Linked DNA regions of Homo sapiens: region 1 is linked to region 2. A link is an interaction called in ENCODE POLR2A ChIA-PET data of the cell type or tissue named here. Cell type or tissue: A673. All regions are shown on one strand.

Evidence for each region. ChIA-PET counts read pairs that join two places held together with the same protein. Peaks named below come from ENCODE experiments on the same cell type or tissue, not always from the same donor. Only the 100,000 strongest peaks of a DNase experiment are listed, where the experiment ranks them.
Region 1: POLR2A ChIA-PET joins it to region 2 with 5 read pairs; 1 of 35 experiments calls an interaction of 5 or more read pairs at or near these places.

Annotation. Positions count from the first base shown.
Region 1 is chr2:65,987,776-65,995,775 of GRCh38, forward strand. All of the region lies in intron 2 of LINC02934 (long intergenic non-protein coding RNA 2934), which reads left to right. Among named protein-coding and RNA genes, the nearest start is that of LINC02934, 200 kb to the left of the region's middle. In A673, no CTCF peak of the experiment used is centred here; DNase peaks (open chromatin) are centred at 3,826 and 4,336; H3K27ac peaks cover 1,334 bases; H3K27me3 peaks cover 542 bases.
Region 2 is chr2:66,873,025-66,881,024 of GRCh38, forward strand. No RefSeq gene overlaps it. Among named protein-coding and RNA genes, the nearest start is that of LINC01799, 27 kb to the right of the region's middle. In A673, a CTCF peak has its summit at 1,592; DNase peaks (open chromatin) are centred at 167, 1,637 and 3,277; H3K27ac peaks cover 4,879 bases.

The sequences.
Region 1 (8,000 bases), 890 kb before region 2:
ACATCAGACCTGAGACAAACTAGTGATTCCCATAGGAAGTAGCCAGGGAATAGGCCTTAGGTAGGCAAGTGTCTCAACCCTTGGTCTCATAGAACTGAAAAATACCTAGGTCATTCTCTAAAGAATCTGCCTCTTTCTAGAGAGATAGAAATGGATGATCAGGGAATTTTAGTGATGTGGATACTGTTATGAGGTGAATTATGTCCCCCTTCCCTCATTTATATGCTGAAGTCCTAACCCCTATAGGGCTTTAAAGAGATAATGCAATATGACTGGTATCCTTATAAGAAGAAGAGATCACAACACAGATGCACACAGAGAAGCCCAGGTGAAGACACAGAGAGAGGGAAACCAGTTACAGGTCAAGGAGAGGGGTCTCAGAAGACACCAACCCTGTTGACAGCTTGATCTTGGACTTCTAGCCTCCAGAATTGTGACAAAATATATTTCTGTTGCTGAAGCTACCCAGTCTATGGTACTTTGTTATAGCAGCCCCAGCAAACTCATACAAGAGGCTTACATGAGTCAGCAGAAGAACTTTTCTTGAAGTCTTACCAACCTCAAGAGTTGTGATTCTCAACAAAAGGAAGGCTCTGATGGAATGAGAGTTAAGCCAAGTGATGGTAGGAGCTAGAAGGCAGTGAGAGTCAAACAGAAAGGGCAAAAGCCAAATGAGACAAAAGGAGCAGAGTAGTAAAAATGAAGCCCTGGTACTCATCAGACTTCTTGAGGAAGGTACTGTCACCTTTGACTGAGAGGTAATGTCAAAAATGCAAATGTCACCTTTGTATACCAAGGAGGCTTGAAGGTCTGAACTGTACATTTATATTGCACATGTGGGATGGGAATTGCTTGATATAACCTCAAGAAGTGAGGTTATGGTTACATTATGAGTAATAACAGCTAGCTAATAATCATATCTGAATTAATTGTAGGGTAAGCAACTACAGTCACCCCCCCAATATCCTTGGGTTCTGCATCTGTAGATTCAACCAACTGCAAATAGAAAATATTTGGAAAAACGAGGATGGTTGCATCCATATTGAACATGTACAGAATTCTTTTCTTGGTCATTATTCCCTAAACAATCCAGTATATTAATTATTTACATAGCATTTACATTGTATTATGTATTAGTCTGTTCTCAGGCTGCTAATAAAGACATACCCAGGACTGGGTAATTTACAAAGAAAAAGAGATTTAATGGACTCAGTTTCACATAGCTGGGGAGCCTTCACAATCATGGCAAAAGGTGAAGGAGGAGCAAAGGCACATCTTACATGGTGGCAGGCAAGAGAACATGTGTAGGGGAAATGCTCTTTTATAAAACCATCAGATCTCGAGAGACTTATTCACTATCATGAGAACAGCACAGGAAAAGCTCACCCCCGTGATTCAATTACCTCCCACTGGGTCCCTCTCGTGACATGTGGGGATTGTGGGAGCTACAGTTCAATATGAGATTTGGGTGGGGACACAGGCATATAATACTAGGCATCATAAATATTTTAGAGATGATTTAAAGTATATGGAAGGATGTGCATAGGTTATATGCAAATTCTATATAATTTTATATCGGGCACTTGAGCACCCATGGATTTTGGTATCCAAGAGGGTCCTGGGACCAATCCCCTAGGGATTCTGAGGGATGACTATTTCAGAGAGAAAACTACATGATTGTACTTTTAAAACAAAAATTCTTTAACATGAAAAATATGTGGAGGTATCAATTACTAATATTTAGAGTTTTAAAGGCAATGGGAGCAATCTATGAAGAAATGTGTTGTGACTAGGTAAATTCAGTATCAGTTTTTACTATCTGCACTTATGTTTCTTAACTTACTGTGTCTCTGGAATTAACCTTCGTTGTTGAAATCCTTCTCAAACTTTCAGGTCAAGCTCAAAGTGTCCCTCCCCCATGTAGCATTCCTGGAAGCTCCTTAACTACATAGCAGATACAAATATAACAAACCTGACAGTAAAGTACAGAGAAGAATCTTCTTGCCTTTATGTTTTCTCTTCTAGTTCATTATTCATGTGTTTTTCCTTCTTGGGGGTTGAAAGCTCTTTGAGGTCAAGAACTGTCCTTGATTTTTTGTTTAGCATAAAAATGCTTATTGAGCACCTACTATGTGCTAGTCATCATTCTAAGAGTCCTGGAGTATAATAGTGAACACGACAGGATAGAATTGACTTGGTTTTTGTAGCTCCATATTGCCTAGCAGAGTATATATTGTATGCCAAGCATCAATAAATATTTATTAAATTATATTTTGTCTCACCTTCAGAGGCTTCAGGAATTAAGAAGCAACCCTAGTTTGGTTCTGGTATGGTAAAATTAAAAAGCCCTCAAAAGGATTTAGACTGTTTTATCAGAATGTATCACTACCACCCTTGTATCCCTCTTTCTACAAGCTAGTGATAAAGTTTCTGTCCTTGAACAAATTTTAATCAGGCTCCTCTGAATCTTTTTTCCAATGGATCTTCACTTTTAGGCTTCTGTATTCATCCCTGTATTGTCCAATTTTAGCAAGAATCCTATTAAGTTTAGCCAGAATACCCCATCCTGGATTTCTGACCCCCTCCGTATCTGACCAGGTTCCTCACCCTCCACCGCCTCCCAGGTGATGTCTGGTCACCCTGCCTGCCTTCAGCAAGAGTCCTGTTAGGTTTGTTTAGCCAGAGTCCCCCGTCCCTTCATGTTTGCTCTTAGGAATTTTCCATCCATATCCCCCTGCCTCCCCCAACCCACTCCTTGGCTACAAATTCCCACTTTTCTTTGTTGTGTTGAGAATTGAGCCTAGTTCCGTACTGAGGTCCCTTTTCACTCATTGCAATAATTTTTCTGAATAAAATCTCATTTTAGCGCTTTAACTCCTTCTAGTTCTGTTTTTCCTTTGATGGTATTAGAAGGTATTTAGGGCCTGCTAAGCATGCTGGGTGCTTCCTTCTGTTCCTACCCATCCTATCCCAGGGTGTCCAGCTCATTGCTACCCCTTGCTCTTGCCCTTGGTCAGGTCAGAAAACCCCATCAAACATGGAGCAAAACCAAGTAACATCTTTTTTTCACACCCTGTGATCTCAAGTTTCTACTAATTTATTGCAACTAAGCTAGGAGATACGAACTTCTCCCTTTTACGCTGTTCATTTTTGTTCCTTATTTCTGTTTTTTTTTTTAAAAAAGATGGTTGTCATATCAGTTTGTTTTTCTTTACTGTCCTAAGGTTTTTGCATTTCACCCCTTGCCATAGATTTTAGTATAAAAAAGTCTGACTCTTTTCTTTTTAAAACAATTTTTATATTTTTATGCACATATCTATGAGGTACATGAGATTGACTTTTTTTCTTTGCAAACTTTCTGAAATGTTTCTGATTGTAATGTAATAGACAAGTAATTAAATATGGATTTAAAGAGTGATTTTCTTTTGTCTCATTTCATCATCAGGGGAAGAAAACAGTCATGGCCATCAGTCTGTGGGGCCCTGTGGTGTTAATATAAGGTTTTGACTAGAAACTTTTTATCCTCCATTCTCAAACCATTTTATCAGTCCTTGGAATTTTCTCTAATTTTACCAAGGGTTCCCAGGGGAATCCCCACCAGGTTTTAATGGCTTGGAGACAGACAGGATAATGCTACACTACTCCGTTTCCTAATATCCTCCTCACATGTTCACTCTTTGCATAGCCTCTGGGTCCAGGTAAAGTGCTGGCTCGGTGGCTGGTTTGAAACACGAGCCTCCCACACATCTGCTGAGGACACTGACTATGGCAGGGAAAGTGACTCTCCAAGTTTTATTTGGGTCGTAAAAATTCATGCTGCGCACCGCCTCTTTAGGAATCTGTGCCATTAAATGTGGCTAGGTCTAGAGTACATACACTCTGGAGGAAGCCAGAAAGGACATTAAAATGCTTAGTCTATGACACACTTCCTTATTTTTGTCATTTTGACATTTATGTGTTGTTTCATTAGGGATTTTTAAGAGAAGACCCTTTTTCAGCAAGAAGTTTTCCCCAGATCACCATTAAGAATCAACAGTTTATAATCAAACAGCTGTCTGGTTTGCATTTCAACTGAGCTGGACCACCTGCCGGCTGTTAACCTCTGGAAGGTTATTATGATACAATTGTTGTTGTTGTTTGTTTAAAAAGTTTCAGAGCTCAAGGAAAATATTAGTAATAAGTTACTTAACCTGCAGTGTTTACTGTTCCCACTCAACTTGCAGATGGTGTTCCAGTGGCCAGTGAGAGGGAGGACTCATCTGAGACCCACACTATTTTGTACTTGTTTTGGAGATGAACCGTAAAAATAGGCTTGGCAATGAGGAGCTCTGCCCACGTGGGAGGAGAGGTAGACAGCATTCAAAGGAAACACAACCATTTCTGAGGGCTGAGGTTGCAAGACAATATCTCAACATAACCCTTAGATTCAGCTTGGTAGCTTTCAGCTGAGGTCTGGTAGAGCAGCTCATTTTTTGAGCACGTGTGATTCAGCCATGGTATTTTGCAGCTTGCCTGCCATCTGCTTTCTTCCCTTATCTCTACATCCCCCTGACTAAGGGAAATGATGGCTGCAGGTTCTCTCAAATAGCCATAGGGGTACAATTTTCTAGGCCCTATAAAAATCCAGTCCCTGGACATCATTTGCGGATGCTGTGTTTACAGGGCAGCCTGTCTCTCTTCAGAACCTGGGGGCCAGAGAACACGATTGCCATTTGCAGAGGTGGGAAAGGCTCTATGAGTGTGTGTGTGTGTGTGTGTGTGTGTGTCGAGGATGGGGGGTGGTGGGGGAGGGTACCTGTAACAAGAGTAAGGACCACTGAGGACAGTGACTGGCTGGAATCGGTGTTCCATGAGGAATGAGATTTTTTTCTGTTTTATTTCATTCTTCATCCTCAATGCCCAGAACAGTGACCAGCATATGATGAGCACTCAATAAATATTTGATGAATGAAAGAAAGAAAGAATTAATGATCTTTTCTTTTTTCTATTCACCTCTTTGTTTATCCCCCCAAGTAATAATGAATAGTAGTCAGTTAAGTGTGGCTGGTTGACTGTCAGCACTGGTGTAAAACAAAAACAAAAAAACAAAAACAAAACTGCTAAAATTCTTTCTGGCTATACATTTTAGTATACTTAGGGTTGAAGATTTAGGCAAGAGAACATTCAGGGACTGATTTGGGATGATTTGTGAGGCAGAATAGAATGGGAGAAAGAATTCAGACTTGGGTTTGGAGCTGCAGTGTACCTGTTTCTTGCTCTGGGAACTTGGGTAAATTAATTAGGCTCTCTGATTCTTAGTTTCTTCATGTGTAAAATGGAATAATAATAGGTATTCTACAGGTTTTTATATTAGAGATTGTATAGGTAAAAGCTGCAGAGAATAGAGGGGTAGTAAATTATTATAATTATTAATAGTATATTATTACTGTACTATCAATACTATTATACTATGTAATATCATTATACTATTATAGTATAATAGTATCAACACTATTGTATATCATGTAATTGTATCAATACTATTATACTACATAATGTCATTACTTCTCTCCTTTTTCACACTCACTGCCCACCAAGGAATTAACTTCCTCTGGGCTACAGCATTTTGTAACAGAAACTGTCCAGGATTCTCTGGATTCTAGTTCTATCTCCACGGGTGGCTAACTGTATAACCCACAGCAAGTTGTTTAATTTTTGAACTTCACTTTTTGCATATGTAAAGTGAAGAAAATAATTATGCTGATTCTAACAGGTAGAGAGCATTCAACAAAGTAGAGCTATGCAAATGGTTACTTTGCAAAGTTTGTATAACCCTGGGATATTTAATGTGAAGCTACTTGGTCAACTGTTAAATATCATGCAAATGTGAGTTGTATGGTTCAGTTCATTTCAGCCAACACATTTTTATTGACTATCTACTATGTACCAGATGCTGTGCTAAGTGCAGTGTTAGGTACAGAGAAATAAGGCAGGACACCTATTTCTGAGGTGCTCTTAATCTGGTGGAGGAGATAATCACATAAACAGAGCACAGTTATCCCTGTGATAGTGAAGTTCACGTTTGTTCTCTTTGTTCACTGTTCCATGCTGGCACCTCAAAGAAAGCATCTTGTGGAGATGGAAGTGGGGACACCTGGTATGGGGTTTCACCCTCCTCTTGCATTTGTACGGAGTCAGCAGTAGGTTGTGCTGCCTTGTTTCTTGGATGGCAATAGAATCATTGTAGGATACTCATGTGAAGTCAACACCTTCACCATCTCATGTCTTTGCTTGGGAACCTGACAGTGAACCGTGATCTCTTCTTGAAAGTCTCCCAATAGTCTTTGCTTCCACCATGATGTCATGGGGAGATTACTCTGAAAGAACTCCAATATGGCCTATGATAAATGGATGAAGAGTGCTTTAGGGAGAGAGTCCATATCTTCTCCATTTATAAGTCCTTAGCACCAAATACATGTACGCCAAGGGCTAGAATTCACAACTATTTGTTGAATGAATAAGTGATAGAAACTGAATTGACTCATCCTCTCCAGAATTCCCACTCTCCAAAACCTTTCCACTTTGCCTTCTAGAATCCCCCTTTAGGGATAAGTTCTTTCTTTTATATTCTCAATCTCTTCCCTAAACTGGCATCCGCTTTCTAATCCAGCTAAAAAACCCAGGTTTCCCCTGAACACATGGCTTTCTGCAGCTAGTTTCCACCACCCTCACATGACAGGACTCTGGTCTGGGAGGTACTTTGGCGATGACACTTCCATTATCATTTTATATACAAAATTGCCTTTTCTTCTCTGACAATTATGCCATTCAATTAAACTGCCCTCTGCCTCTCCTTGTTGTAATATTTCACCTTCTGCATGATTCTTTCTGTTTCACTGAAGGCTTCTTTAGTCTTCTCTATCCCCAAGCCAAGATCTTCCATCATCCACAGTGAAAACATCATCTGCGTGATGACCCATTAATACCCTGGCCACTCAGTTCCTTTATCACTTCAGCTCCTAATTTTAGCCTCTTCTTGGTTTTGTCTATGTATCCCATGGTTTTCTCTGATCTTGGTGTCACCCACTGCTGTTTTGCTGATGAAACCACTGCCATGTTACAATCTAACCATGTCTTCCTCTCCATCTGGGGCTCTCAGAGTCCTTGTTATTCAGGTGGCTTAGCATTTTCCAGTCCTCCAGCTCTCTAGTTTCTCTTATCTTCACTTTCTTCCCTAATCATCCTAGTCTCATGGTCCATTTAAAACCACTCTGTTGCAAGCCTCTTCAACTCCTTGGGTTCAATATACTTTGATCACATAGGCTAAGTAAAACTCTCAATTGTGAATTCTCACTATCTGTCATCTCCATGCCAGACTGCTGAGTAAATGGGCTGCCAAAAATTAAAGGTCTACAATCTCAGTGTGCTTGGCAGTTCTTTGTATTTTCCTAATCAGCTGTGTATCTCTTTATCCTATTTTTCATGACATTTATGACAAAGATCCTCCACCTAGCCAACCATCTCCTTCCTCTTAGTAGATGGCATTGTATCTGACTTCCCAGAGAAAATAGAAGGTGCAAGATAGTATCTCTCTATCTTCCTGCCACCAAATCGACTTATCTGCCTGTATCCATGCCTATCTTGCCCCTACCAAGCCAGCCTCCTCTCTGCTGAGGGAAATCTTTCTAAAATTCAAATATGACCACTTTGCTCCCTGCCCAATACTCCAGATCTAAAATGGTTCTTAGTGATCTAGCTCCTGTTTGCCCTTCCAGCTTCATTTATGACTAACTCACTACCTATACCACAGCCTCTACTTTCTAACTGCACAGCTTTTGAAATTATTCATATGCTCTTACCTCCTGGCCATTGTATATGATATGCCTTCTGCCTAGTATTTTTTCCTCTCTTCCTCACCACCCGTGTGCAGCTAACTCCTACTCATCTTTGATGTTTCAAGTAAGATCTCACTTTCTCAAGAAACCTTTCTTGACTGCATCAAGCCACCAAGTATTATGTGC
Region 2 (8,000 bases):
TTACGAGCATTGTTATGGCTGGGCATAAATTACAGAAGTCAGGATTTCAACCACGGTGGAAAAGTCTATAAAGATTTCTTTCCCTTATTAACTACTGTGTGACCACTAGGTTTATGAATGGAGTTAAAAGTTCTAAACAGGAACAAAAATGTGGTAAATGCCCTCGAAGGCATTATGTGGAAATTTCTTCACAGTAGTGGAGACCAAGCAGAGAGAGAGAGAGAAAGAGATGAAATTAAAACAAGCTGCACACATAAATGATGCTAGGAGAGAAGGAATAAAAACTCCGCAGGTCTTCCAAGAGCTGGCAGGGGCCACCCGCCAGTCATAGCAAACAGGAGTACTCTTTCTGTGCTAAGTAAATAAACTTAATTGTACATTTGTAAGACTATGGAAGGTCTAAAACAAGAATTTTTTTCCAAGGTCTGAAATATCTCCATTAAAGAGTTCATAGAAATGAGAGCTGTCTCTTTAAAATCAATACCAAATTGGCTAGGGCTTGTAACTGCTCAGAACAGAGCTAAGGGGCAAGCTGTTAAAAAATATGGTTTTTATAAACAAACTTGACATTGCAAACTTAATGCAAAACCCTATGCGTGTAGCATCACTTGTGTGTACAACTTGTTTAAATTAGAGCTCCAGGAAAAAGGAAGTAAAATCGACTTATTAACCTTTTGTTTAACAATTCTTACATACTATATTTTGAAGTAGACGGTGGTGTCTCCCTAGCCTTCGAAAAGTTAAGAATCTGTCAGCATTTTCTCCTGAAAATTTTTATGCATATTTTTGAAAATCCAGCTCTAAGTATGTACTCTATACATAAAATATTTTTTGCTTGAGGTGTCAACAAATTCATTGCACTGCATTGAACTTAGAGAAACATTGTAAACAATACTTAACTAAGGTTCTTCCTTCTCCCTGGTGCTTAAAGATTGAAAATAGAGGTGGTTTCTTTTTTCTCTGGAAATTTATTAACCAATATTCCCTCACTCCAATTCAACCTCCTTTGGTATTTGAAGAGAACCACAAAACACTAGTTGTTAATATTGTTTTAAGCCTCACCCTCTTGCTTCATTGTATCTTTGGTCAGATCTGCTTTTAATATGCCACTTTGCAAGTTTAATTAAAATCATAACAGCTCAATCCTATGAGTTTGGACAACACTGGATATCAGCACAGATTTCAGGAATTATGAAAGAGACATACAATCTCTCTTAAAATTGAGCAGTTGGCTTAACCAATAATGTAGCCTGAAAAGTCTGTTTCTTAAACATGTAAATATTTAACATGACTCAAATGCAGTTGCTCTTTCTATAATTATTCCAAAAGATCATTTATTGCTCTTGAGAGTGCTTTTCTGAATGACACGGTTCTTATTTGAGTTTGTATCACCTTCCTTTTGCAAGAAATCACAGTTTGGGTGTGCTCTCAGAATAATCTGAAACACATTGCCTCCCTCTACTCCTGAAAATTCCAGCTGGTGGTTTGTCACCCATGGCCTGTTGCATTCTTAAGCTTACAAACATTTTTAAGTCTTTTAGATGTGCCACAGGATTTTATTTTTGATGATAATGTTTATTTGCATGTAGCCATAATTGCTGAAGCAGTCAGACTACAGCCACATTAGCGTTTTGCCCCTTATGGTGGAAGATGGTTAAGGATGGCCTGGCGCAATTTGAGCTTTGGAAAAGATTTACCAGATGGGATGATTTTGAAGAGGTTTGATCATTATCTTGGATGTGGAACATATAGTACTTTCTGCATGATTTATCTGAAGTGATTAACTACTGTATTGCTTATTTCCACAGTGCATTCTGTGATCTTCCTGGAAGCATGCAGGTTATGCTTAGTTCTACTCTATTAATTATATGGGGTATCTTCAAATCTTTCTTCTATTGTTTTGCTATTAAGGATTAACTAAACATTTTCTTTGGCCTTTTATTCCTTTTGTAAGATTGTGGCATTGCCCTGTTCAGTGCCTCCTTCCTGTCCCCAGGGGAGGCATATTTTGGAATATATAAACTAACACCTCTAAAATATTAAGAAGAAAACCTCTAACTAAAAATACAATATGATTTCAACCAAAAAGAAGACGTTAAATTTCATTTTGACATGATGAGTTTTACACACACCCACAGAAGTCTGATACTGGGAGGTGAGCTAAGGACAGAGTATCCGTTTAAGCTCTAACTATTGCTGGGTTTTGTGGGATTCAAGCAAACCCTCAATGCTAGAAGAACAGCTCTTCAGATTTAAATTTAGTGAATAAAAACTCTCATTTGGTTTATACTCAAATATTTTGTTTTCTTCCTCACAAGTTTCTTAGTAGTTATAGAGATGCTGGCAGAGGGGAAAAAAGCTTTATGTGAATGTGTCCTATTCAGAAATTTTCCTGAATGATCACTGCCAAGGTCTTTAAATTGGCTGTTCTTAAAAATGGAGACCTGTATTATAGTCAAGGTTGGGGCTAAAATTATTAACTTCTCTCCTCTATACCAAATAAAATCATGCCTGGCTTGTAATTCACTTGCATTAAGAAACCAAGTAGAGAACTTGTCCTACTTACAACCAATTTTAGGACATCTATAAATTCAATTTGATGAGTTCAAACAGAATTTCATATGTGCAGAAGAATAAAATATCATCGCCTGATTGTTGCCTATCTGACCTTGAATGTAAAGTGGGTGTCAAGCCATAATTTTTGGACCTCTCATTTGTGCCACATAATGAAGAGTCAGAAAGGATTTATTTTTAGAGACATTTCAGGAGTACCAGTTTGAACCACATTAAATTATTTCCTATTTTCTATACTTACCACCTTGCAAACACTGCCAGAGCTTCAGGGAATATTTTTCTACTTTTCAGTGCCAACAGAAAATTAAGCCCAGCACAGGTATCTATACTGATAGCCCATTTTGGATCCAGGGCGAAATGTTTTCAAAACATTAGTGATTGTTTTACACTACTATGCTTTATGTTAACTCTCACTGACTCACAGCAGCTGATGATACTCAGCTTAATGAAATGTATCTGCTACTTATATTTCAGGGAGACGTACTTCTACAGGATCTAACTCTGGGTAGCTATCTTCTTATTCTCCTCCTTCCTGTCAGAGAGTGACACCACCAGTAATTAAGTTTGAAAACTTACTGTCATTCTGACTCTTGTTATTAGGAACCCATTAAATTCCAAAATAAAAATTAGTCTATCTTATGCTCAGTGCTTAGCTTGATCCATCCTCCCTTCCTTCCTTCCTTCTTTCCTTCCTTCCTTCCTTCCTTCCTTCCTTCCTTCCCTCCTTCCTCCATCCCTCCTTCCCTCCCTTCCTTCCTTCCTTCAGAAATGTGCAGAAAATGAAATTAGGGCATTAACAATAACAAAGGGTTATTGTTTCCTTTAAAAATTGTGGCACACATCAATATAATTTGTTTATACACTTTTGATTGCAAACAAATGTATTTCTCTTTAATGTAGACAAATTAGGCAGTATAGAAAAGCACAAATGCAAAAATATTATTCATATTTCTATTACTCAGAGAAAGCAATGTTTTAAATATTTTGTTGTATATGCTGTAGTCTCAAAAATTATGTTAAATTGCACAAGATATTAGGCAGCCTATTTTATTTACTAAACAGTAATTGTCGGTATTTTCACATGATATTTTCTTCTACAACATGATTATAATTGAAGTATCTATCTCATGACACAGCTGTATCACAATTTGTATACCCAATTACCTATTTTTGTTCATTTAAAACATTTTCAGTTCTCACTGGTACAAATTCTGAGTTGATTTTCTATGGAATAGCTGTATTTTTACTGCTTTGTAGAAGATCCCTACATCTTAAAGATATTAATGTTTTGGTGTATATATTTGTGATATATACTAAAAATTTTCCAATTTGAATGTGACCTTTAAATTTTTATAACTTATTTTTACTTAAAGAAATTATTTCTTTATATAGTGAAATATGTTTTTCTTTATCCATATTTAATTGTATAACATATATTATTACTTTTAAAGTTTTGCTAAGTAAATTTTCTTAATTATTATACTTAAAAAGTATTTTCTAGTCTCTCCAATTTATTCTTTTTGATGAATATTATAATTGTTTTGTGATGTTTCAAAAGTATGTACAGGGGTGATTGGATTTTCATTATGTGTACACATTCATTTTTATATAACTGATATTTTAATGTAGTGAGTCAATCTGGCAATATGTCATAGCTATTCATTTTTTGAAATTTCATTTTCTGCACATTTCTTTGAACTTATTTTATAGCGTTTTAAACTTTTTGCTAATTTGTATGGACTCTTCAAATATTTCTAACTGGTTATTGACTGCACACAAAAAAACTCATTTAATTTTCCATATTCCTTATTTTAAAATAATTATTCTTGTATTCAACTTAGAAAATGTAAAATATAAAGAAATTTAACTGCACCACAAATTTATCATTCAAAAATATTTACTTTTCTTATATCAATATCTATATTGGCAATCCTCTCTATCTTTTTAATATACATAATTTTAGACAGTCTTTTTTGAAAAACATTGGGGTCATACTCTTCATTGCCTTCTGTAAAACATATTTTCTACTAGAGTATATATTTATAACTTTTTCTCCATTTTATGGGATGTACAATATTTCCTAATCCATCTATATTGTTGAATATATGGCTTCCAAATTTTGCATATTAGAAACTGTTATATAACTTGCATAGAGACCTACAGATATCAATAATGATTTCTTTTTTTCTTTGAGACAGAGTCTCGCTCTGTCGCCCAGGCTGGAGTGCAGTGGTGCCATCTCGGCTCACTGCAAGCTCCGCCTCCCAGGTTCATGCCATTCTCCTGCCTCAGCCTCAATAATGATTTCTTGAGAATAAATTTCCAGAAGTGGAATTGCTGTATTAATGGGCATTCAAACTTTGAAGCTTATAATAGATATTGCACAATCTTCCAAAATCATTTTTCCAATTTACTCTTCTATGAGCAGCATTCATTTATCTATAAACCCTAGATATAAATATTTGTCATTTTTATTTCAAATGTTATCAATCTTACTTGTCTAGTAAAAGCAGTAATTAACTAATTAAATTTGCAGACAACAAACTTAGCTATTTTTGTTCTTTGGCAGTTTTCTCACTGATGACATTTGCTCATTTTTTGGTATTTATATATTTGTCTTTTGTCTACACTTTTCAACAGGTTTTATGCATTAGGAATATAGAATATTTGATAAATTTTAATTATTTTAGAGATCTCTAGTTGTTCTAAATTTTAGTTTTTTAAAGTTCTTTTCTATGGATTTGAATTTACAAAATTTTTCATCACCATGAAATTATATATATTTTGACCTATTATTATTTTGAGTGGCTTTATGCTTCTTTACTTTTAATATAAAGTTTAATTTACTGCTAATGTACTTGGAGTATGCTGTGAAATTTATTTTTTCTAAATATTAGGAAATTGTACTCATCCACTTATAGAGTAATCCATCCTTATTACACTTATAGGCAAGTTATTACATGGTATACACTTTCAAATTTTTCATTGTTTATGCTCCTTTTTCTTACATGTATTATTGCATAAGAACCTCTAGAATATAAATAAATAATTATTAAACATTAGGCTTATTATGTTTTTGAATTTAATGAAAATGATTCCAATATTTCACATTTATTATGATATTAAGTATTGTGTGTGCTGTTATTGATGTTTTTAGTATTTAAGGAATTGGATTATTAAATATTATCAAATTCTTTTACAACACCTCTCAACTGGTAGTGTTTTTTTAAATACTTTGACGTTGCTGTGGTACATTATACAATTCATCTGCCAGAAATAAAAATAATTTTCTCAAAATTTATTATTCTTTTAGCATAGTGTTAGATTCAATTTGCCAGGGGTCTTTTTGTTTGTTTGCTTTATTCACACTGTTTGTATTCTGTTTCTTTTTACTCTACTTATACCCTATTATTACTGACTTTTGTAATCAGTGATATAGAAACTTTTGGAAATAAATCAGAGAGATTTTCCTATTTTTGGTGCTCTGAAATTACTTAAACCACATAGGACAACAAAAAACAAACATCGTGTGTGTGTGTGTGTGTGTGTGTGTGTGTGTGTTTGTGTGTGTTTCTGCAGTATTGTCTACAGAAAATGGAATAGACAGATCTTTCATGGACAGCTCAGTAAGTTTTGTCAAATGCATACACTCATGTAACCCACATCCAAGGCAAGATACAGAACATTGCCATCCCTGCAGAAGGGTCCAGCATGCTGCTTGCCAGTCAGTTTCCACCGCACATCCCAAAGGTGTGTGTTCTGATGTTTATCATCTGTCTGTTGTACTTCACATAAATTAAATCATGTATTTGAGATTTGTTCATGTTGTTGCGTATATCCATGATTCATTTCTTTGTATTGCCAAGTAGTAGTCCATTGTGTGAACATACTCCAATTTGTTTATCTATTTATGCAAGAGTCTGTAATTTTGTAGGCTCTTAAAAAGTTTTTTTATTAGAATAAATAAATTTATTTTAATACAAGTCTCATACAAGTTTTTCATGGCTCTATGCTTTTATTCTTCTTAGCTGAATAGCTAATAGTAAAATTTTGGGGTTATAGGGTAGTTAACTAGTTCAACTTTATAAAAAACTGCTAAACGGTTTCCCAAAGGTTGTAACTTTTGCAATCCTATCAACAAAGTATCTGGGCTTCATTTGCTCCACACCTCACTAACATTTGGTATTGTCAATCTTTCTAATTTTACCATTATTGTTGGGGTGTAACTGTATGTCGGGATTTTTATTTGCATTTTCTTGATCAGCTCCCAGGCCATGGACTGGTACCGGCATTAGATCCTCATAGGAGTGTGAACCCTATTGTGAACTGTTCATGTGAGGAATATAGATTGTGTGCTCCTTAAGAAAATCTAATGCCTGATGATCTGTCCCTGTCTCCTATCACCCCCAGATGGGACCATCTATTTGCAGAAAACAAGCTCAGGGCTCCCACTGATTCTACATTATGTTGAGTTGTATAATTATTTTATTATATGTTACAATGTAAAAATAATAGAAATAAAGTCTGCAATAAATGTAATGCACTTGAATCATCTTGAAACCATCGCCTCCTGGGTCCAAGGAAAAATTGTCTTCCACGAAATCGGTCCCTGGTGCCAAAAAGTTTGGGGGCTGCTGTTCTTGATGACTAATTTTATTAAAGTATCATTTCATGTGGTTTTTGGTCATTCATTTATCTTCATTTGTGAGGTGTCTGTCCAAATATTTTGCTCATTTTTAAAATTGGGTAGCCTTTATTATTGATTTGTAGGAGTTCTTTACATATTGTGGAAACAAGTCCTTTGTTAGATGAATGTATTGTAAATATTTCCTTCCTGGCTTCAGCTTGCTCTATTTATTTTCTTAACATTTTGGCATAATAATTAAGTTTTAAATAAGACATTAAAAATATGTATCTTATTTAATGTTTCATATCTTTCTATTTTAGCATGTAGATTATTCTTTTTTATTCACAATTAACATAAAGTAATTTTAACTTAGGTTTTCTCTTTAAATACAAAGTTACTGAAGAATAAGACTTTTAGTACTCCAGTTTTAGAAACTAATTTATATTTTCATTTTTAATCTGTGGTTTATTCTTTTCCTGTCAGAAAATGTGACCTTAATTATTTCTAACATTTTCAATAAAGTGATTATTATGATGCACAGCTCAGATTCTCTTTCAGGAATAAAATATATATTCATTTCTGCTGCATTTGCAGCAGGTAGATAGCCCTCAGTTATCAGAACATTTGGGAATTGCCTCCACTGAAGAGCCACCCTACCCAATGCCACATTCCTTTCCCTGGTGACCCAAGGCCAATTTAACCCTTTTTATATTTATTGCTATGAATGATATGTTTGGCCTACAACCTAACTCTGTCACCAGAACCTTGGATGGTATGAAAGGGTCATTATATCACAGCT